Linked DNA regions of Mus musculus: all the other regions are linked to region 3. Evidence: chromatin loops called from intact Hi-C (ENCODE). Cell type or tissue: heart. All regions are shown on one strand.

Region 1 (8,000 bases), 190 kb before region 3:
CCATTTGCTTCCCCTATGCTGGCTGCAGCTTCTACCCAGAGTACCAAACTGGTTTTTGCCCATTTTCAACACCCAGCTCAAACACCCTCTGCATGCAGCTTGTACTCTACAGCGTTGCCTACGGAGCTGCTGAGCCAGCTCTTCAACTTGGGTTCTATTGTATGCAGACTCTTTTATAAGTGTGTCAGCCCTTGGTCTCTGCCACATCGGGGCTTTCTCCTATGTACCGTGTGTTGCTTGTGTCTGACCCACCACCTAGCCCTCCTTCCACATGTATGAGAATCAAGGCTGGAATAAGAGCCCCAAGTGACTCTTCAGTGTTCATGGAATTAAGAACTGGACTTCTTATTCGGACTGTCACCAACTCCTGGGTCAGGGTGACTAGAGGATACGCACGGAAGATTTTTAACGATGAAGTTTCTTAATGAGACCCTCCAAAACTCTTACTATCTCAGTCCTATCTAATAGGGTGCCTCAGCTAAAAGTAGATGTCAGTCAATTTTATTTTTTTCAAGACAGGGTTTCTCTGTGTAGCCCTGGCTGTCCTGGAGCTCTCTTTGTAGACCAGGCTGGCCTCGAACTCAGAAATCCTCCTGCCTCTGCCTCCCCGAGTGCTGGGATTAAAGGCATGCACCACCACGCCCGGCTTGATGTCAGTCAATTTATAATTCAAACATAATTCACTGAGAGTTCCCCACCCTCTTAGAACTGAAGCCGTGTAGCAGACTCTTGGATATAAGTGCCACTTTATTAAAGTGAAATTAAAGTCTTTTATCTGGAGAAGCTCACCACACTTGAGTCCCCAGTATAATTTAGGGGTGGCAGTCACGTTTCCTTACACATCCCTGGAGCTCCAGCGTCAGTAATACTTTTGGCACACAGGGTGGACCAAATATCTAATCTTCCCTTGGGTGACTCTGTGGGTGTCAACACCCCAGGAACACTCCACCCTGGACAAACACAGGGCTACAATGGGCTTTTCCATCACGCCTCTCCTTAACTTCCAGGGAGCCATGGGATTTGGCGCCAGAACACAAGCTTTAGTTCCGACTGTCCCTTTTCCTAAGCCTGCCTCCTTGGTCAGACGGCACAAAGTTCCATGTCTTACACGCCTCCTCTATAGTGATGACGACCCTAGCTTGGCAGGGTTGCTGTGAGGATTAAGTGGTGTGTTTGATATAATGTTCTTAGGACAGCACCACACACATGACAAACTGGCAAGAAGCATACACCACCAACAAACGAGACTTGTGTGTGACTCTCCTCTCGGGGGCCGCCTCACCTCACCTGGGCTCAGAGCTGCATCCTTACCTCATTCTCGGCCAGTTGGCTTTCTTTTTTGTCGTCAGCTCCTTCTTGGTCTCTGTCGGCTCTCTTGGTTTTACTTTTCTCACTTTGCTTGGACTTGGTACCGTCAGGGGCCCGCGTGATCTTGGGCTCCAGATCCTCTGCCTTGCCGGAATCCTCTGGGTGAGGGTGTCTGGGCTCCCGTAGTCTCGCCTCTTCTTTCCTTCTGGATCTTCCTGGCACATCCGGCTGCTGCTTTGGGTATTTGTCCAACTTGGCTTTAGGCTCTTTTCGATGGTAGCCATCTTCCCGGCCTTTGTAGCCAGACACAGAATGGAGTGGGCCGGGAGACCCTGACTTCAAGTACTTTTCCCGGTAGCCCCTCCCTCCTTCGAGTCGCTCATCCAACTCAGCTTTGTCCAGCTGCCTAGGATAGTGTTTCCGGTCATGTGCCCAAACATCCAACCTGTCTCTTTTGTCTTCCCCGTTCTCCCTCCTGGGGACAGTCTCTCGATCCTCGTCTCTCCACGCGTAGGAGTCACGGCCATTGCCCCAGTCAGCCCGAGAGGGGCCTGGGGGACTATGGGATCTTGGGGAGAGTGATCGGCTCATTGGACTTCGAGAACGTGGCCGCTCTGGACCATACCTGGGAGGAAGGGAAGAGACAGGGTTTAGACTCTGCAGAGCTCGTAACCTGCATCACCCAGATGGAGACACACACAGATCTCTCAGGGATATACTAGACACAATCTGTCCACCCGGGCATTCTTTTGTCGCAACCCAGTAGTGCAGAGTGTCCAGGAACCAGCCTGTCCTCCCTCTTCACCTCTGTGGGCACAGATTTTCCCTAAGACACTCTCTGCCCTCTACCACAGTCTGCTTCTAGGAAATAATTACATTGGTTTAGCTTGGTTTTACCTTACTTCCTCTTGGAAGCTATGCTAAGGTACAGACCCTAGGAAATTCTCTTCCTGGGGATCTACAGGGTGAGTGCTCTGGAACAAGGGGCTAAGAGGTGAGGTTGCCACAGCCTACTGTTGGAGGCACTACCCTACATCCAATTTTGCTCCACTTAGACCCCATCAGGATATAGGTGACTTATCTTTCTTTCTTCTCTCTCTCTCCCTCCCTTCTTTCCTCCTTCTCTCCTTCATTTACAAGTCCTCATTACAAGTAGGGACTATCCTGGGGATGGAAGAGAGATGCTCACAGTGAGAGGAGTGGCAGGAGTGAGGAGGCAGGTTCAGAGACCTCGGAAAAACAGAGAATCAGGAAGACACCTAAGGGTTGGGAAAGGTCTCAGAACTCACTCAGAGCTACTCAAATTTGAGATGAAGACATTGGAACCCTCAGGAAGGGAGTCTGCCTAAGATTCGGGTAAATCTTCACAACCTCCCCCACTCTATGCGACCACGAAACTACAGGTGGCATGGTCTGTCTTTATACTTGCCATTAAGACCCCAAGTCACCGCAATTTTAAATTAAAAAAAAAAAAAAACAGACAAACCAAATCCTAAGGCTGACCGTTCACATGGCCTCTGAAGGCTGATAATTAGTGAGGTCATACACCTGATAACCTAAAAGGATAGATAGAGCATTTTCATTTGGTTCTCGCAACCTGAACAACACTGTATCCCTCACTGCCAAGACAGAGAGGGGCAATCTCTATTAGGACTAGGCTGCTAGACTTAGTTTCTCTGCCAATGCAGGGGAAACAGGCTCCTGTCTTCTACAACAAGGTTAGAGCGCCCTCTGTGGCTGCTCTAGAGACTGCAGGCCCGGTTATGGTTTTCCTTTCCGTCTTAGCTCTTTAGAACTGATGGTCATAGTCCCATCCTAGCAGGGCCATGAATGTCAGTTGAAAGAAACGAGTTGGAAAATCACATTCGTTCACCGCCTCAGAAACGATGGTCAAGGAACTGGGTGGTTCCCACCTCCCCCATCTACATCCTTAGTTCTACGTCTGCATTCAGCTCATGAGAAACCGAGAGCTGACCACCTCTGACCAGAATCTCCATCATACCTATGTGCACCGAGGTCGCATCAGTAAAATGTAAACTTGCTCCAGGAGCCAATATCAACTCTCTGTTCCCTGTTGTCTTCTCTAACCAGGGAGGGATAGGCAAGAGAAATCCCAGCATTTCCCATGTCCCTGTCTAACCTGAGCAGCTCTTCTGGGCTACAATGGTACCACTCATCTGAACAGGGATAAGTAGAGGCTAGAAGGCCGGGTTGATGGGTCAGGGCTAAGGGTAGAACATGTTACAATTCAAATCTCTCCTGCTGAATAAATTCAGCTCAACTTGACACAGACTAGAGTCATCTCAGAGAAGGGAACCCTAGTGGAAAAAATACCTCATAAGATCAGCCTGCAAGCAAACCTGTTGAGCTGTTTTGTTTTGTTTTGTTTTTTAAAATTTGTGATGGATGTGGGAGGGTCCAGGCAACTGTAGGTAGAGCCTCCTCTGGGCTGGTGACCCTGGGCTCTACAAAAAAAAGCAGACTGAGCAAGCCATGGGGACCAAGTCAGTAAACAACACCCCTCCATGGCCTCTGCATTATTTCCTGCCTCCAAATTCCTGCCCTGTTAATGAGTTCTTGCCCTGTTAACGAGTTCTTGCCCTAGCCACTTTGGCTGATAAACTCTTACAGATAAGTGTGAGTGAAATAAACCTGTTCCTCCCTAAATGGCTTTCAGTGATGGTGTTTCACTGCAGCAATAGAAACCCTAACTAAGACACCCCTCGAAGAACAAGAAGCTAGAAGGTGTTTTAACCTCCAGGCCTCTGACCTAAGACCCAGAGCCTCACCTGTCAGCTTCCCGGAGCATGTCCCTCTCCCTCTGGGAATGGATGTCTTGGATGATAGCAGCCACATTTTTCCCAGGTTTCTAGGTAAAGTCAAAGAGATCATTAGACAACACCGCAAGCATCAGCTATGACCTGCCTTGTTCGATGCCAGTCCATCAAAGGGGGAAATGATGCATTCTGCGGGAAAGATAAAAGGGTTGATCCAAAAGATAAGGAGCATGAACATAATGAACACCAGGGTAGGGTTGAGGGTCCAGAGAATAAGGCATGTGAGTTATATCTTAATAAAGCAGATATTCAAAAAAACCCTAAAAACTCTCAATCATCCATGCCAAATGTTGCTAGACCACTTTACTAAGAAGCTCAATCAACTGTTCTTTTGCTCTTTACTTCTTTCTATGTAACTTACAATGACCTCCAGAGCCATCCAGACACCAGAGAGCATCATGTATCTTATTCTGAGAAACCCAGGTCAAGTGGACAGAGACTACAATTCTGCGCTCTCAGCAAGGCATGACTGCTGTTTTGCTAAGGTCTGGGGGACGGGGGAGGCATCTAGTAAAGCTAAGAATGGAGGACGGCCTGCAGGGACACGGGGAAAGGACAGAAAATGTTCAAGCCATGGAGGGGTCACCATCAGATCATGACACAAAGGAAAGGACAAAGAGAAGACAGTGACTCTGATCCTGAGCCGTGAAAAAGCGAGGACCCACACCCAGGGATTCAGCATTGGCTGGGTGATCTACCCCAAAGAGTACTTCACACCTCGGGCAGATAGTCTTTATTATATTCAGCAGAAAATTATAAGCTTATGCAATGTCACATACAAGTAACCAGGCTACCCAGAATATGTCTTGTCAACTCTCCACAAGCCTCGGGATGAGGCCAAGGCTGGGCTAGGGCTGAGAAGAAAGCTCCTGCCCAGAACGTGTCGCTCACCCTAGACAGAGCTGCAGTAGTCTTTCTGCCTTCCCTTTGAAGTTGGCTGCTGCTTTCTGCAGCTAACGCATGACAGACAATGGAGCCAGGGAACACTGAAGGAGCTGCCAGGATCAATCAAATCTATGTGGCAAGACATGTGTCATGCAGGAGGCCAATGCCAGGCTTCAAGTCTGTGGCTTATACTGGAACAGTGGAAGCAGGGCAGAAGCTAAAGAATATGCCCCCATACCGGGCAACCTTTCGGAACTCAGTACAATTCCCAGAGTGAGTTGAAAAAGGCTTTATTTAGTAAAAGGATTCTTAGAGGTTGATGTATTCTACTTTTCTGGAACTTAATGCCTTCCCGGTTGCTCCTTTCAAACCCAGGAAAGAAGAAGAAGGTAACCTTGTGAGACAGCAGGCAAGAGGTGACTGGGTAACCAGTGTCAGGGACAGAGGCATCCAGCGAATGGATCACCAAGAGCTTCTCTCCTCCAGAGTGAAGGTGTCCCAATGCTGTCATTATGCCAGAAAAGCGGAGGTAAAAAATAACAAAATCAGACTATGACGAAGTTTGGGGTACCTTGTTATTATAGGAAAATTTGAATATGCAACAATGACGAATGAATGCATACTGAATCTGCCTAATCTTGAGGCATGTGTTCTGACCTCCTTTTCTCAACCTTCAAAATCTATGTTGGAGCAAATCTCAGATGTTGCATCTCTCCCTCTGTTTTATGAGGACAGTGAAGCCAATCAACAGCCATCTAGTACACCAGGCAGTTTTCTCTCTCAGTACAGCGTGCTGCTCCTAAAACAGGGTGAGTGTCTAAACTCGAATCTTCTACATGAGTCTGCAATCCATCCAAACCAGGCTCTGTCGACGCAGGCCCAGTTGTTTCTGACACAGCTGGGTTTCCCAGCCTGTAGGCCTCTTTTCATTTGGTTTCTTCCTGGAAACACCCTCTCTGTACAGCTAATTCTCCCACCCTACAAACCAATCAAACCGCAGCCTTCCGCTGGCCACAGAAACCGGTTCGGGGATGGGCACATGTGCTGAAGTAGTCTAACGAGAACAATGGCCAGATGTTTTGTGGGAGCTACAGGAGAAAGTCTGGCTCTCTCTTCTGTGGGAGACGGGACCTGGAATCTGAAGGTAGAGCTGAAGAGGGCTGCCATGCCATCTAGAGGAGAGAGCCCGGGTCTGCTAAAGGCTGTCCCGCCAAGCACAGAGAAAACAAAGCCGTAGACAGCAGAAAGCAGAGAGCAGAGAACATCATGTTGATGATGTCATTTGGGTCCCCACAGTCGGTTGCTCCTTCACTTTGCATTCACCGGAGCCAAGGAACCCTTTCTGTCACCTACATCAACAGGCTGGATTACCACAAGCCTCTGTTACATGCAGAGAGAGTCTGGGCTGATTCATGTCAGGGTGCGGGATATAAAGCCCATTACTACACACTTGGAATATGCTGATGGTCACAGCGACCTAGAGGGACATTATGACAACATGAGGAGCAGAAAACCCACACCAAAGGTCAGAAAACAGTACGTTCTAGGTCTTTGCCACTAAAAGTGCACTCTTATGACCAGGAGGGACAGCATCTGCTGGAGCCTTGGTAGAAATGCAAAAATCACAGCCTTGTCCAGACCTGCAGGATCCCTGGTGACTTGCACGTACCCTGAACTTGGAGAGGCTGTCTGTACACTCCCTGGTGACTTGCACGTACCCTGAACTTGGAGAGGCTGTCTGCACACTCCCTGGTGACTTGCACGTACCCTGAACTTGGAGAGGCTGTCTGCACACTCCCTGGTGACTTGCATGTACCCTGAACTTGGAGAGGCTGTCTGCACACTCCCTGGTGACTTGCACGTACCCTGAACTTGGAGAGGCTGTCACGTACCCTGAACTTGGAGAGGCTGTCTGCACACTCCCTGGTGACTTGCACGTACCCTGAACTTGGAGAGGCTGTCTGCACACTCCCTGGTGACTTGCACGTACCCTGAACTTGGAGAGTCTGTCTGCACACTCCCTGGTGACTTGCACGTACCCTGAACTTGGAGAGGCTGTCTGCACACTCCCTGGTGACTTGCACGTACCCTGAACTTGGAGAGGCTGTCTGCACACTCTTTACAGTGTCCTGCCTGGGGGGACTGTGAACAAAAAACGACCTGAGTTCTCTCTGCCTTTTTTGTTTTGTTTTCATGTGGAAAACCTAATACTGCAATATTTAAAAAGATAACCATATTTGGTGCAAACCCAGTGTAGTCTCCGGGTTTGTTTGTTTGCTGTTTGTTGTCAATGTTTGTGTTTTGTTTGTTGGTTTATTTGTTTCGTTGTTGGTGTTATTGAGACAGGGTCTCACTGGGTATCCCTGGCTGGCTTGGAACTCACAAAAACAAGGCCAGCCTGGTCTTGAATGTATAGAAGTTTACCTGTCTTTACCTCTCCAGTGCTGGGGTTAAAGGCAAGCACCACCACACCCAGCCAACAGTCTTGGGTTTCATCATGGATCATCCAGTAACTATGATCTTGGACAAGCTGGGGAACTTCTACTAGACTCGGTATGTTCATCTGTAAAATTAAGATTACAATACCTGTCTGGCAGGACTGACGTCAAGATTAAAGTAGATAATGTATGGAAAGTGCTTAATACATTACTTGCCTCAGAGTAGCAGGACTCAATTAAAGGTATATATTATGGTGTACTCTTGTAATTACTATGATTATGCATCCTGCACACCTCACAGGATAGTGATTGTCAGACTGGAAAGAAAATGCATGGGAAAAAAAAATTTAAGCCAAAGAGCTCATGTATACTCTGACCTGATCTCAGAACCAAGGTTCACAGAGGTTAAGCAAGTCAGCTCAAAGCAGAGAGGGGTGGAGCCTAGGATGGTGTGATCATTTTCCAACAAAGCGTCACCTTTGTTGGTCCTGTTTTTATATCCCTCCTCCCATCCAGTGAAGCTCTTCACACA
Region 2 (8,000 bases), 110 kb before region 3:
AGAAAGCAGAGACTGGAAAGCTGTGGCAAACAGAGCATAGGACGCCACCTTCACCATGATTTGACTTTGAGCTGTTTGTTTCCTGCTCCCAGACACCCCTCCCTCAGAACCCCTCTCCGAGTTGAGGCTTGGCAACTCTTGGCTACTTTGTAAACACTGACAGTTGTAAGCTCTGACTTTGCTCTCCGGATGAGTTACATTATCATCCTTCATCCATCAGTCCATCACTGAACATGTTGAAAGGGGATAAGGTATGTGAAAGACCCACAACGTGAGGACTCCCCCACGTTCTGACTCAGGAGAGGCGACACCCCAAAATCACCCACAAGAAACGGTCTTGCTGCAAACTGCAAGAGGATTTTTTATTTAAGAGCGCTCTTGGGCCCATGGTCATACACCACACAGGGGTAGAGTACCATGGCGCCCCGAGTAGCTGGATAAGGGGGTATTTAAAGGAAGAAACCACAACTCAAGGAGGTGGGAAGGGCGTTGTTGGAAAATACCAAAAATACCAGTTAAGAGTCACAAGGAAGTGCAAAGTTACAAGAGTCACGAGGAATACCTGGTAATTGTGAGGGTTATTTCTCAAGACAGTTTCTAAGAGCCCCTAACAATAGCACATTTGCATAGCGGGTTCCTGCAATGGTCAGGGTGACTTTCTTTGAATGAGCAGTCTTTGAACCCAGGAAGCAGGTGCGGGGAGGAATGTCGCTATCTGTTTTATGATTAGCATACCTTCACAAAGACCACATTCCCAAGCCTGGGCCTAAAGGCCTAGAATTTTGTTTTTACTTTGTTATGCTTTCAGTATGCACTGATGATTTGACATTGAATTGGTTGTGATGACCCTTGGGATGGTCCTGGCTGTTGGAGGAACCAGAGGCACATCCATCCTAACAACAAAGTGGGTAAAAAGTTAGAATACAGAAGTAACTGCCCTGGGAACATGGTGGCTAGGGGGTACATTAGCCAGGATCCAGTGGAAGGAAGAGAAAGCAGGCCAGATTCTCTTAGTACAGGAGAAATTTACTCCAGGGAATGTATTACACACATGAGGAAGCAAACAGACAAGAGCCCTGTGTCATGTTTAGTCACTGCCAGAGATGCAACCCCAAGGAAGGGAAATACCTCTCTTGTCACAACCCACTCACTTCCTAGGATCTAGCTCTGGCTAAACTCAGCAGAAGCCCTGGACGTGCATCCTATAGGAAAGACTCCACAGGATGAGCAGAGCTTAATGGGCGTGTAGTTGACCTTATTCCATCCAAACATCCCTCCCTCCTCATCCCCACGCCCAAGGCAGAAGAATCCTTCACCCCGGGGCGATTCTAGCTTGCTGTGACTGTCAAGGATCGTTTCAGCACAGAAAGCAGGACTCCTTCTGCACCCTTCTCAGGGGAGCAGCCTCTCAACAAACATCTGGTTATGTTGGGGCAAAGAGCAGAGCATCTGCCTGTGGAAGCCAAGATCTCATGCAGAGGTGAACCCACAGAGGACTCAGTGCTCCATCCACAGCATTGAAGGTGCAGGGCTAAGGCTGTCCTCCATCCACAGCATTGAGGGTGCTGGGCTAAGGCTGGTCCTGCATTCTGTGACAAGCACCTCGCTGACTCTGAGACCTGGAACGATGCAGGATGATTGACAGGACCCTTGAGGGTTTCAGCTTCACATCTTGGCTTTGCCACTTGCTGTCCACCACCTCAGGTTGCTCCAGCCCATGTCCTTTGTTTCCCCACATGGAAAGGTGTGTGTGTGTGTGTGTGTGTGTGTGTGTGTGTGTGTGTGTGACGACTTCTCCTTTACAAGATTGTTGTGAGGATCCAGTGATAGCGCTTCTCGAGCTCCTGCTGGATATAGGGCAGTGGTTGCCAATGTGTGACTTCCTGACTAGCACCAATTATACCACCTGGACTAGTTAAAGCTGAAACCTTTGGGCTGGGCTCCAAAGTTAGCAAGTCAGAAACTGGGTGAGCCCAGCTACCTCGATCTGAGCAGCTCTTTAAGGCTTTGGATGCCAGCTGCGCTGAAGTTGAGAACCACTGATCTAGATAGACCGTACCTACAATAAATAGTTTCTGCTCTCACTATTTTTACAGAGTCAGAAAATAGAGTTGGAAAAGAAAATGTTCCACGGGGCTGGTGAGATGGCTCAGTGGGTAAGAGCACCCGACTGCTCTTCCGAAGGTCCGGAGTTCAAATCCCAGCAACCACATGGTGGCTCACAACCATCCGTAACGAGATCTGACTCCCTCTTCTGGAGTGTCTGAAGACAGCTACAGTGTACTTACATATAATAAATAAATAAATCTTTAAAAAAAAAAAAAAAGAAAAAGAAAATGTTCTGCAACCACCAATGTGGCTAAAACCACTAGAGATGAGCTGGAATCTCAAGACGCCCAAAGCTTTATATTGTACCACCAACAGTGAGTGGTTCCAGACAGTTCTGTGACACCGATGGCTGAGACTGGTCTACCTGACCAGATAACATCATGCTACCCAGACCCCAGGTGACCTAGATCTGCTTGGGATTGTCAATAACCCTGCTTGCTCAAGATGAGATGGTCTCCCTCGAAGAAATATGAGAATAGCTCAAATGGAGTGAGGAGAAAGAAGAGAGAGTGTTGTTTTCTAGAAAGGGAGAATAAGAAAGAAATGAACATGCAAACTCGATCAGACAAAAGTGAAAAACCGAGAAGAAAAACTGTCCACCCAGAGGTTTTCAAGATAATAAAGTTGAGAAAAGAGGAAATGAGAGCTAAGAATTAGCTTAAATGGCTCAATGTAGTCATAGAAAGCAAAGGAGAGTTCAGATTCAGGGAAACAACGGAAGCAGAGGGCAGGGAGGGGAGTCTGTACTGGAGAATCAGAGTCTGCCCTTTCCTGATGATGGTGGGGTAGGGGTGTCACTTCCCCTGAGAAGCACCCCAAGATGCTGGTCCCCAACCCATCAGAAGCTGACTGTACACACCAATAGGAGCTATGATCATATGTGCTCAGACGGCTTAGTTACCACTAGATGGGGGTATTTTGCTAAACTGGGTGGGAGGCACCTTCTGGAGACAGAACCAGAAGACAGAGGCCTGCCAGCAATGGAGTTGGTCACGGTCACGGTAGGAGTTGCAGTTGAAGTATGAGGCTGGAGAAGACAGAAAAATCCTTTCCAGCCTCAACCCTGGCCTGGCAAACCAGGATCATCTCTGCTTATACACACAGAGCCCTGGAGTTGGTTTCTTTTTTGTCAACGTTGCCAACCCACTGCCATACTACTGCTCCGGTGACTTGGAATAGAAAATACACAGCAGAATTATTAAAACAGAGCTACCCCAGGCTGATTGTGGAGCTCAGCTGGCAGACAGCTCGCCCAGCATGGGGTGCTTGAAGCCTGGTTTTGCTCTGCACAAAACTCGGTGTGGTGGCACAGTAAAGAGGGGCATGTGGGGTAGTCCCCAGTTCAAGATTACCCGCTTCCCAGCCACATATGGCCAGCCTGGGCTAGACGCTCTGCCTCAGAAAAATAACAATAATAGGAGCTGCAGAGATAAGTCAGCGGTGGAGTGCTTGCCTCAGAAGCATGAGGACCTGAGAGAACCGGGGTGACACACATGGTGCACACTCATCATTCCAGTCCTAGTGATGGAGACAAAAGATGCTGGGGACGCACTGCCCAACCAGGCCAGGCCAGCCTCGTCCATGAGCGCCAGGCCAGCGAGAGGTCCTGCTACCAAATAAATAAATACATAAATAAGCAAGCTAGATAGTGCCTGAAATTGACAGCCAGTGTTGTGCTTGCTCATGCTCTCTCTCTCTCTCTCTCTCTCTCTCTCTCTCTCTCACACACACACACACACACACACACACATTGATAATAACTATAAAGCTACTGAAACACCTGTAGCTAACCACAAAGAAAAGTACAAAAGTAAGCCTACTACAAGGTAAGGTCCATCCTCAAGAGCAGGGGCCAGATGTCCACACTGCTGAGGTTCCAGAGACTTCAAACCATCCAGGTTCTCTAACTTCTCTTAGAACACAGCTAGGTTTGCATGTGGGTGACCTGGGGATGAGCCTTCAGGCCCAGCCGCTGAGCTTAACTTAGGATGAAACTTCCAGCCCCTGATCTGTGGTGAACGATGCAGAAGACATCTCCTCTGGGGATGTAGGATGGGAAAGTCAGAGGGAAGCCAGCCAGTAGACCCCCACTGGAGATGGCTGGCATACCAAAACAGAAATAGACTCTAGGGCTCCCCATAGACCATCCGACCTACAGAGGCTGGTACAGAACTTGGTGAGTACTTATGCAGTGGGCAGAGGTGGAAGGGAGGGAGGGGAAGGAATCCAAGGTGACACAGGGGTCTCTGGTTTCTGGTTGATAGTGGATGAGGAACAATGAGGGGTCCCAGGACCACAGCAAGTCCTCATGAACACATGTGCAAACTTTGGTGGCAGGAGACACAATAGAGAACCAACAGCAGACCTCAAGATTCCCGCTCATGAGCCGGAGACCTGCATTTCCTAACCATCTGTGCTGTCTCTGTGGGCAGCCTCTTCTCTCACCCCGTCTACAATGACAGATCTCGAACCCTATTATTACCTTGCTCCTGGGTGCTCTGTCCTAGAAAGAAGTAGTAGAGATCCCTGATGCAAACTGGCATCAAAGTTAAGAGCTGACGGAGGCAGAAGACGGCTGGAAATACAAAGCCAACTAGAGACGTGTTGGGAGATGCTGAGGGAAGCCCAGCCTAACAGAGAGGGGGCTGACCATCATCCTGAATGGACAGAGAGACCTAGAAAGCCAACACAGCCAACAAGAAAAGTCACCTGCAGACGTTAAGGTGATAAAGGAGCTGGATCTTTGGTGACAGTGACAGCAGCTACCCCAGAGAGAAGCAGCCAACAGTAGGAAGCTCTAATGGCGTTTCTTTCAAGCTGTATCTAACAGACTTCTGCGACCTTTCTCTGAGTCACGCGAGCTAACATGGCTGCCCATACACCTGCAGAGCTATTTACACGTTTTCACAAAAATGAAGGTGTCATCTTTATGGCCGCACTCCTGAGCAAGGTGACGAGGGAAGGTAAGGCAGGCCGAAGTCACCTGGCCTAGGAGAGTCTTCTCCAAACCTACTAACGACCGAGGAGGCTATAAACCAGCTCATCCCAGCCAGCCAGGCCTCAAGGTAGACAGAGGGGCAGGAACCAGGCTCAGTTCTCCAGTAAATCCACAACTCAGTTCTGCAGGAAGGCAGCTCCCCTCGCCAGGCTCTCACTAGCTCCCCCTTCAGCTGACTCTGGGCCAGGCTTCTCTTCCCAGGTTTCAGTTTACCTATGAGACCCTCAGACTAAGCCAGTGCTAACCCAGAGACCTAGTTGTACCCAGCCAAGGTTTGGGTAATAAGAAAATACCACACCCAAGAAAAAACAACAAAACAAAACTTCGTTTTCTCCCAACCACACAAGTCTTAAAACCACATCACACCCTAATCCTCCAAGGTCAACGTGACTCTACCTGAGTCATAGCCAAAGACACCACCAGCCACACACCCAAACAATAAACTTTTTACAACCAAAACAGACCTCTCAAGTGAGCCAAAACTAGACTTCCTTCCTTGGCCCTGGCCTTGCCTATGAACCAATGTCAGCTCAGCAGCTGTCCTGAAATGCCAAGCTATGTCAGTGTCCAAAGACATGGGAAGGAAAGACTACAGGTGAGGTTGGCTGTTCCCACCATGGAAGGAGACCCCGGCTGGCGGGTGTCTGGGTACAGTTTTCTATTTGTGGGACATGGCAGCTGTGGTGGCCATCCAAAGTTCAGGCCATGGTCTGAGATACTTGATCGCAGTGCGTGTTCACAGTCAGTCCTGGGGTGGGCCTATAAAAGCCTGGTTCCAGTCTAAGCGTGTAGTCGAACCCATTTAAACTTGTCCCTGTCTAGCTGACAAGTGGATGAGACTCAGACTATGGCAATTTATTTGGCTTTGATCATTACTCGGGGGTAACCCCAAATGTACTTTTCTAAGAGCTGACCTGGCTACACCTGGCTACTTCCCCAGCGGTGTACCCCAACTACTAGCTGCTTTATTTATCCATGTGTCCCTAGTCCATCTTCTCTCATGGTGGTTTCCTCCTCTCCTGTCTGTCTGTCTGTCTGTCTGTCTGTCTGTCTGTCTGTCTCTGTGTCTCTGTCTCTCTCTCCTTTTGCAACCCCCAACCAGGTAACTCCAAACCCATCTACCTCTAATCCCTTCAGTAATTGGCTCTAGCCACTTTTATTTAACCAATCGTTTTAAATTAAGGAACAAGGTTTGCAACAACAAAAGCTGATAACCGTGAGAATTCGCTTTTAGGCCTAGACCCTCACCTTCCTGTACAGATTTTAGCATTACAACGATAGTAACAGACCCAAGTCATTCAATGGGAGCCTGGGACAAGGCATTTAAACCTACCTTGATGATGGGGAACCTCTTTCCCACCACATCAGTCTTCAAGCTGAGTTCTATCTAGAAGGTTCTGGAAAACAGGTTCTTGGCTTTCAAAGTCTAAGCTTTTTCTCATCAGCCAATATGTCAGCACGTTTTATGTAATGTAAAAACCCCTAGGGGTCAACAATCCATAGCTCAACAAAAGAATCCTATTTTGGGAGACAGTCCTCAGCACATGTAAAGTACCCTAATGTAAGTACAGAATGTCTGTTTAATCATTGCTCAGTCCCATGTCTAGGACAGTGCCAAACATAGCTGAAACACAGTAGATACTGACACACAGTAGGTACTTAGCACACAGTGGGTGGTCAGTAAACGTCTGTGAAGTAAACAGCCTCATAGACTAGAGAGTATAAAATCCTCGTGGCTTCTTATTTAAACCTGTCCCTAAAAACAAGGCAAGACTGTAAGAACCCTGAACAGCTGTACACACACACACACCCCACACATGCCTAACTGAGATCTGTGTGTCTGTCCTCAGGACAGCAGGCTCTTCCCAACAGTCAACAGGACCACTTTGTCTCATGACACAAGAGTCAAACAACTTCCTCAAGAAGGAACATGAGGGAAGTTTTGCACCAGATTCATGCTTTAATTTCTTAATATTTATTTATTTATTTATTTATTTATTTACTGCTTATAGGATAAGTCGTTCACTGACACATTTTTCAAAAGTAGGCTATGGGAAAAAAAAGTAGGCTACGCCATGAAAGCCAACCTGATGCAAATGCAGTTTTAATGAGTGGGGGGAACCGCCTGAGCGGAGGGAATTGCTTCAAAGAACACTGCTAGTTCAAAGGCCATTCACAGCACTTGTAGAAGCAACAGACTTGAAAGTTACAAATGAAATGACTCCCCTCTCACTTCTCCACCAGACTGTCCTTTAGTGCTCACGTTCTTTATCCCAGAGCCTTAGTTATCCCTCCTTTACAGAAGTATGGCGTGTATTCAGTGTGTGTGCACGCGATCACATGTTCTGCGGCATGCACGTGGCTTTGTGCTGTGTGGAAGTCAGAGAACAACCTTCACAGGGTGGTTCTCGCCTTCTAACACGTGGGTTCTGGGGAGCAAATCGGGTCATCAGGCTTGGCCGCAATCACCTTCACTTCACGGAGCCATCTTGCCTGCCCTCTGCCCCTATCTTGTTCCTACAACCTCACCATTCTTTTGTTAAGGTAAGGTTGTCATCCAAGGTGAAAACACAGACCAGCTTTCTCAAGGACACAGATGAAAGTCTTTTATCAAACACTACTCTACGGTACTATAAAATTCAAATAAATCAGGGAAACGTTCCAAGTCAGCATATTTATTACATTGAAAAACAAAAAACAAAAAACTCATAGCAGAGTGTCACTTATAAGACCCTCATCTCATTCAAAGGGGGAAAGAGATGCTGTTTCTACAAGAAAACCCAAAAAGGAAGAAATGCTTCTGGGGAGTGTGGTTTAGCAAACATCCCCGAGTGGGCTATATCTAGGAAAAAGTCATTTGTGATTAAATATGACACCCACACACAGCAGTCAG
Region 3 (8,000 bases):
GAGTTTTATACGTGTTCTAAGCGCGAATTATTGTATTTATTATTTAGAGACAGGATTTCTCAGCTGTCCTTAAACTCCAGGAATCGAACTCAAAGTGGATTTGTTTTTTGTTTTTTTTTAAAAAAAAAATGTTAAAATTGCCTCCTTGACATCCTCCCCCTTCCCCCAAAAATAGCACAAGCTTTTCATTGTGCTCAGGAAGCAGAAGATCTCCGAGAGGTCTAGGCCAGCCAGGGCCACAGAAGGAGACCCTGCCTAAAAACAAAACAAAACAAAACAAAACAAAACTGTGCCTAGACTCCAAATATAATAAACCTAATTTAGATGGCCACACACACACACACACACACACACACATGTGCGCACGGGTGGAGACTACAGCTTCATTCTTTCCAAACGTATTCCAGGCCGTTTATTCTCACTTCATTCTTGGTTCTTTCAGTGTCTTTGAATACCGAATCATGCAACCTCCCCGTATTGCCAGAGAAAAAATGCGGAAAAAGATTTAGCAAATGTCCCAAGACCACATGATCAAGTGACAGAGCGCAGGTTCGAAGTCCATTCTTTTCGATTTGTCCCCATGGAATATGTCCGTTGCTCAGGCAGGCTGTGCTGGTGACGGTGGAGCAAAAGTGGAGGTCCCAAGGCCCCACCAAAGCTGCCTGCCCCCAGGAGATAAACAAGGAACAACCCAGCCATTCTTCACCAGCCCAAGCCCCCTCCTCAGGCCCCTGCCACAGCTGTCACCGTCACAGCCTCTGATCCAATTACAAACCCAGGGCTCCCACTGCTTTCTTCTCCTAGTCCACAGGAGACCAGGGACCCATCTTTCCTGGGAACGTGGAAGCCAACCCTCAAATCTGTCAAAGGCCCTGCCAGATGCTGACATCCTGCCCACCCCGTTCTGAGCTCGTTCCCTGGTGTCTAAGGCGGCTGGTGCTGAAGAGGGTCCTGCCATGAGGATCTGCGGAATCCTGCAGTTGGTTTTGTTTGGATGTGTACCAGCCTGGGCGCTGCACCTGCTGCTATGGAGGTCATTTCCTTCTTCCCACCCAGGCCCTGTCTTTCTCTCTACTTCCCAGCTAGTATATGCACACATGCAGTCACTGACTCTCCACCTAGGGAATGCCCCCCACCATCACTCGCCCCCACAATTTCACCTCCGCCCCTCCCACTCAGGCCTCTGGTGAATGATACGGTGAAGAGACACAGAGCAAGACTAGCCCTGTGCTTCATTTAGTTTGGTGGCTTTGGGTCGTTTCTTAAACTCAGTATTCTCCATCTGAAATTGATTCATCATAGAACCCGACTCATAGGTTTTTCTGTCCTTGATAGATGATACAAACCCAAAGCCATCTCCCAGATCAACCCATGCGCTAGCATTCCTCTGTCAGGAATAGCAACCCCCTTCTCTTCACCCTCAGCCTTCATTTGGCCTAAAGAACTGTTTGGCCTCCTTGCCTGCCAACCTTGTGAGCCAAGGACTCCTCACCTCATACTTCAGAGAAGCTTCAGGTGTTTAGAAAGTATAACCAGGGGTTGGAGAGATGGCTCTGTGGTTAAGAGCCCTGGCTGCTCCTCCAGAGGTCATGATTTCAATTCTCAGCAACCATGTGGAGGCTCACAACCATCTGTAATGGAATCCAATGCCCTCTTATGGTACACAAGTGTACATGCAGATAGAGCACTCATATACATAATATAAATAAATCCTAGGAAGGAGGGAAGAAGGAAGGAAGGAAGAAAGGAAGGAAGGAAGGATCCAATCCCCTCAAACAAGGCACAAGTGTACTGCAAACTTTCACAGCTCTATGCTGGAAGCACGCCCCCCACCCCCCACCCAGGTCAGCTGACCTTCTAAAAGATAAAGGCAATTGTTTGATCCACTACTTCCTGATTAATAACTGGACTCTATAAAAGAAGCTGTTGATTTATGGGAGAACACACAACTGCTAAATTGGAAATGGCCCGTCACTAAGAAAAGATAGCCCTAAGGATTGTGGGTCCACTGTCCTACTGAACTTTGGCCAACCTTCTGGTCCCCACATTAATTAATGAGGTAAGGAAATTGTTGACATATATTCCTTGTGGATGGGACTCTTCTAGACTTTTCAAAATCACACACATCACCAGAGATCTCCAGTCTCGGGAGGAGGGTGACGCTGAGATGGGAGGACTCTGGAGGATAAGAATTGGGAGGAAGGAAGGTGAAGCGACCATGAATGATAAGGACTGTGCTTGAGGCAGGGATGTGCACCTGTGTTCTGGATAACAATGTGTAAGGCACTGTGGTTAAAGGATAGGTGTACGAGTGCAAAGGGCGTGTGTATGTTTGGGGGGAAGGGGCAACAAAACAACTAACGTGATTGTTGACAAGAGGCGAGGCAACGTGTCAGCCACCCCTTTGCTGGACCTTCTCTGAGCCCGAAAGGGGGATAAGAAAACCTGATCTCAGGGCTGACAGATGGCTCAGGGCTTAAGAACATTTGCTCTACCATCATGAGCACCTAGGTCAGATCCCAGAACTCATTTAACAAGCAGAGCATCCTCATAAATACCTGTAGCCCTAGCTTCAAGGTGGAGAGCAAGATAGGGAGGCAGGGGAATTGCTGGCTTCCAGTCTAGCAGAAAAACCATGCACCCCAGATTCAGGAAGAGACTTGGCTCAGAGGAGGAGGCCGTGATAAAGGAGATATACTCTCCTGGCATCTGCATGCACGCAGACATGCATATAGCACACACGAGCTAAAGAAAACCTGGTCTCCATCCAAGATGGTTTCAAAACAGAAATCCAGGTCCTTAGGTGGTAACAAGGTTTAATTGGTCGGAGGTCAGGTTCTAAAAGGCTTGCTTATTGGTGGGGGCTTGAGGAAGGTATGCCCACATAGAAGACCGAAGAGACATCTGGTCCAAAACATGAAAGCCACTCATGTGACAGTTTGGATTCTGAGCAAGGCCACTGTGGCTTTCCGTACTGGCTGGGCTAGAGACAAGCAGTGACTGGGGTCATCTTAGTTTCAGGAAAAGTTCTCTAAAATCCAGTTTATCCACTTCACAGACCCACAGACCAGCATTTGCTCTGTCAGAGGTCTTAGTAGGTCTGACTGTGCTCGGGGGCAAATTCCCCTGGCTATCTGGGCTTGCCTAATGAGATTTAAAAAAAAAAAATCACACTTCACCAACCATTCTGTATGTTTTTTTTTTTAATAAGATTTTTATTTATGAGTATGTGTATGTTTTTGGGTGAACATGCTGGATCCTGGAGCTGCAGTTACAGGTGGTATGTGGGTGTTGGGGACAGAACCACAGCCTTCTGCATGAGCAGTCACGGTTACCGGCGGAGCCATCTCCCCAGCTCTTTGTTAGTTGCTTTCTCATCACCGTGACCAAAGTACTTGAAAGAGACAAACTCAGGGAGGAAATGTTTATTTTGGCTCAGTTTCAGGGGGATTTCAGTCAATCACAGGGCGAGGCAGGGTGGAGTGGCTGTCCTGACAGGAGCATGAGGCAAGGCAGCTGCTCACATTTTAATGGACCAGGAAGCAGGAATAGATGGAACCTTCAAAGACTTGCCCCCAGTGACTTCACCCCACTTCCAGACCCCAGCCCTTCAGGGCACAGCTGGAGACCAGTGAACAAACAGACCAGGGCTTCAGTCTGTGAGGCCACTGTGAATCCAAAGTACAACCCTCCAAGTGACCACAATGGAGCAGAGACTGCAGCACGGACTCATATGAAAACCTTTCTGGTTTGCTAATGAGACAGGATGGATGTGTGCCCTGCACATACACATGTCTAAAGGAGGTTCTGCTGTCCTACTCAGTCACCAGCTGCCCATTCCCAACGCAGTAAAATGGGTCGCTCAGCTTCGCTTTACCACCTGGTCACCATGCTCTGTGGGTGGAGTGAATTGGGGCAGCACGAGTTTGTGGGAGAAGGTCCTTAAGCCACTCATCCACAGTGACAGAGCATCACCTCTGGTGAAACTTGGAAGTGGCAGGACCTCTTAGGATGGCTTTTCGTGGCTTGGTAGGCAATAGGGTAGAACAGGTCTTCCTGGGGTGTCCAGAGATCACACAGTGACTGCTACCAATAATTCGAAAACACTAAGTGGATTAAAATGCCAAAACCACAGGACACAGAGGGAACTTAGAAACCATACATGAAACAGAACGAAAGGCAACCTCTGCTTTAGGAATGCCAGGCTGCAGAGAACCAGGATGCCTCTGCGCTTAAATGAGGACTCAGAAGGCAGAAGGAACAAAGGAGCAAGCGCGTGCTCTGCAGAGAATAAGCAGGCCTGGCGTGAGGAAGGGTTGCCATCTTTACAACACCCAGGCTTCCTGCTGTTTCCGGAACAGTGACACAACCTGTTGTGAGCGCAGCAGGCACCTTTGCCCCAAAGCTCACTTAGGAGTGAGCTGCAAGCAGTTAACACTTCGCTCATAAAGTGCTGCCCCAGAGGTCTCAGTTATACCACACCCTGACCTCACAGCGGCTGCAACTCTAGCGAGGAATCAGTGTGGAAGAAAACCTGAGATCCCAAATCTGAGGGGTCAGCATGTATCAAGGGCTCCCTCTAGTGGCTACGGGGAAAACAGCTTGAGATTTAGGCTGAGAGAAAATGGAGCCCCTACACAATGCTGAAGAAAGCACCTTTCTAACTGTGAGGAGGCAAGGTAGGCTGGAAACGGCTCCCAAGAAGTCTTTGCCTTAAGTGGCACTGTACATCAGACATTAATAGGCTCTGACACTCTAGTCCCAAATAATTTGGCTCTAAACCCATGTCCTTCAGGCTTTGGGGCTCTATTATATCACCACCACCACCACCACCACCACCACCACCACCACCACCACCACCACCACCACCACCACCACCACACACTTGCTTCTCTGCACACACACCAGAAGGTGTCTGATACCTCGGGACTTAGTTACAGGCAGCTGGAAGCTACCCGATATGGATTCTGAGAACCAATCAGCAAGCGCTCTTCTTAACAGCTGAGCTATCAATTTTAATGGCTGAATAATTTCTTGAAGACACTCAATTACACAGTCCATCAAAGATAATGTTCAAACGTTAAGGTCTCTGGAAAACTCATACCACAGTGTGCCAACCTGACAGAGTAAATATATCCACATTCTTTTTGCAACCCTAATCTCCACGCTGCCTCGTGTTCTGTGTAGCTACTGGCTGCCACAAGGCCTCTTACACCCAGGAGACACTCTGTCTCTAGGAAGGGGTGCCTGTCGGCCACACGGTGGCAGATTTATAGATAACACTGGCACCTTCCTTGCAGAAGCCTGGCAACTGGAGGTAACTCAAGTCTCCCTGGGACATGGGTAAGTGTGACCTAAGTGTTCCTAAGTTGGTGAGTTCTTTAAACAAACAAACAAACAAAAAACTAACAACAAAAAAAGGCAAAGGGCAGAGACAAAGTGAAGGTGGCAATCATCTATAACCTTAAAATTCGTCTTTGTGTAACGTGCAAGGCCACCTGCAAATAAATGTGTGAGTTTCTTGAGAGAAGGGACCCACGGCTTGGTTCTGTTATCTAAGTGTGCTAATATGTTCACTTGGGCCACCTGCCTGATCTGGGCTTCACATCTCATCTGTAAAATTAGAATATTAAACTAAAATAAAGAAATGCATCTCTGGAACTAAATATATTCTAACTGCAAGGTCCCGTTATTTTTAGCTTAATGTGCAAACACCAAAGCCATATTTAAAGAGGACTTGCTTTGCCAAACCTGAGCTCTAGACAAACCAATGTTTCTTGTAGAGATGTTAATCTACTTTATCAAGATTTAACGTGACCCAAGCCGTAACCTATTTCTAGGCAAGGCTACGACTAAACCAGATTTCATTGGCGTTGCTTTTCCCAGGTGAAATTAGACACAGGGCAGCAGGGCCCCACCCTCACAACAGGGCAATGCTATCCAACAACACAGCATATAGAGAGAAAATGAACCCTCAAGGAGGCACAGCTGCCTACAGGCAGTGCCCACTCTGCGAAGCCAGCAGCTCGCTGCTGTGGCCTGTAAGGACCACTGGCTCGGACAGCGAAGTCTCCTCCCAAACACCATCCAACCAGCAGGCTCCTGCGAGCTGAATGGAGAACTAGCTCCTTCTAGAGTTGTTAGGAAACCTTTAAACCATCAAGCCAAGTGAGTGTTTGAAAACACATTTTTGCTGATGCTTAATTTTAAAAAGAATCATTAAAAAATCAGTTTTTGCCCTTTCCCACTTCTGAATTTGTACTTTCCAAAAACTATTCTTAAAATTGTGTCATTAAGCCGGGAGTGGTGGCGCATGCCTTTAATCCCAGCACTCAGGAGGCAGAGGCAGAAGCAGGCGGATTTCTGAGTTCAAGGCCATCCTGGTCTACAAAGTGAGTTCCAGGACAGCCAGGGCTATACAGAGAAACCCTGTCTTGAAAAAAAAAAAAAAATTGTGTCATTTCCTAAAAAATGTCCACACTTTTGAGTACGCAAATCCTAACCAGTCTAATCTGTTATTTAGGACGGATAACACAGCATTAAAGCGCTCTCCTTGCTGATCTCCAGAGGCGACCATCATGAAAGTCCCAAGTTTGATGCACATGTTAAGCTGGGAGTGGTACATACACACCTCTGAGCTGAGTTCCTGTGGAGGCCAGAGCAGAAGAATCACTGGAAGTCAAGAACCTAAGACCCGTTTGTACACTAGAGCTAAACCCCAATTACGGTTAAATAGCTAAGGATGAGGCCTTCCTTCAGGTAGGGGTCTTATGCTCACCGTGTTTACACACGCACAAAATCCTGGTTTAATCCCTGGTTCCAAAACATTATCACAAATTGTAAACTTCTTGGGCATCAACCTGCCACTCACAAACTCACACACCTCTTCTGACGTTGGGGCTGTCAGGCTGGCTCAGCGGGCTAAAAGCACTGGCTGCTCTTCCACAAGTCCTCAGTTTAATTCCCAGCAATCACATGGGGGCTCACAGCATCATGTGATACTGGGAGCTGATGTCCTCTTCTGGCATGCAGGTGTATATGCAGATAGAGCACTCATACATAAAATAAAAATGCATGCTCTGTGAGCCTCAGAGCCTGGGCTTGATTCCTGGAACCCACCCGTGGGTGTAAGGAGAGAACAAACTGCGCAGCTGTCTGACCACTGCGCGTGTGTGCGCCCCTTACATTCAATGAGAAGTCTCACTGAACACGTATTTTAAAGTGGCTTTCCAGGTCCTATTAATGGATACGTGGCTGCTAAAGCAAACTCTTCCAAAGTCAATGATTCCAAGTCACTGATCAATGACATCCACAGCAGCAGCAGCATTTACAGAAGCAAAAGGCAGGAACCAGCAAGCCCGGCTGATGGATGAGCAAGGCTCGGAACATCTCCTCAGCAGGACAGTCGGCACCAGGAAAGAATAAAGTACTCGCACATTACAGGACTGGACCTCGCAACACTGCTAGGTGAGAGCCGCCAGTCACAGGGTTTGTAGGATCCACATGAACTGACTGAAACAAACAGACCCACAGTGTAAGACCAAAGCCACTGTGGTCACCAGAGGCGGAGAGAAGTGGGTCCACTCACAGCTACAGTTCTAAAATTAAAGGAATGAGCACACAATGCTGAGTGCACTAACATGATGAATTACACACAGGCATACATGGGTAAATTTTATGGCACATGAATGGCAAAACCATTTAAAAACAAACAAAATGCCCCAAAGACCTCATGGTGAATGTGGCCTCAGCAACAAAGCCTTACTTTTTTTGTGGTCCTAGAACTGAACACAGTATGTATTAAGTGTCTCCTGGAACTGCCTGGCTTAACCAACAAGGAAACCGCATGGCTCACATTTGGTATCAGCATCTGAATCCCACATAAAACTGCTTTTCTAAATCTATGGCTTTGGTTAAGAGAGTCATATTAAATTGACAATGTTGGAAGGGGTCTAGGGAGATGGCTCAGCAGTTAGGAGCACTGGCTGTTCTTCCAGTGG

Evidence for each region. Peaks named below come from ENCODE experiments on the same cell type or tissue, not always from the same donor. Only the 100,000 strongest peaks of a DNase experiment are listed, where the experiment ranks them.
Region 1: it touches region 3 in a loop (2.0-fold over the local background); 4 of 42 quality-filtered maps call a loop at or near these places.
Region 2: a loop joins it to region 3, with 6 times the contacts of the local background. A loop is called at or near these places in 22 of 42 quality-filtered maps.

Annotation. Positions count from the first base shown.
Region 1 is chr19:53,837,156-53,845,155 of GRCm38, reverse strand. It overlaps Rbm20 (RNA binding motif protein 20), which reads right to left. Exons shown (of 14, transcript NM_001170847.1): 8 at 4,098-4,177; 9 at 1,312-1,933. Among named protein-coding and RNA genes, the nearest start is that of Gm16299, 16 kb to the right of the region's middle. In heart, CTCF peaks have their summits at 3,032 and 6,213; DNase peaks (open chromatin) are centred at 989, 5,067 and 6,035.
Region 2 is chr19:53,758,002-53,766,001 of GRCm38, reverse strand. All of the region lies in intron 1 of Rbm20 (RNA binding motif protein 20), which reads right to left. It overlaps Gm30943 (a long non-coding RNA gene), which reads right to left. Exons shown (of 2, transcript XR_386793.2): 2 at 7,763-8,000. Among named protein-coding and RNA genes, the nearest start is that of Gm30943, 7.8 kb to the right of the region's middle. In heart, CTCF peaks have their summits at 3,002 (motif pointing right) and 5,276; no DNase peak of the experiment used is centred here.
Region 3 is chr19:53,645,495-53,653,494 of GRCm38, reverse strand. Smc3 (structural maintenance of chromosomes 3) reads right to left here. Exons shown (of 29, transcript NM_007790.3): 29 at 7,664-8,000. Among named protein-coding and RNA genes, the nearest start is that of Gm46653, 26 kb to the left of the region's middle. In heart, CTCF peaks have their summits at 3,973 and 4,582 (motif pointing left); a DNase peak (open chromatin) is centred at 4,524; H3K27ac peaks cover 2,575 bases.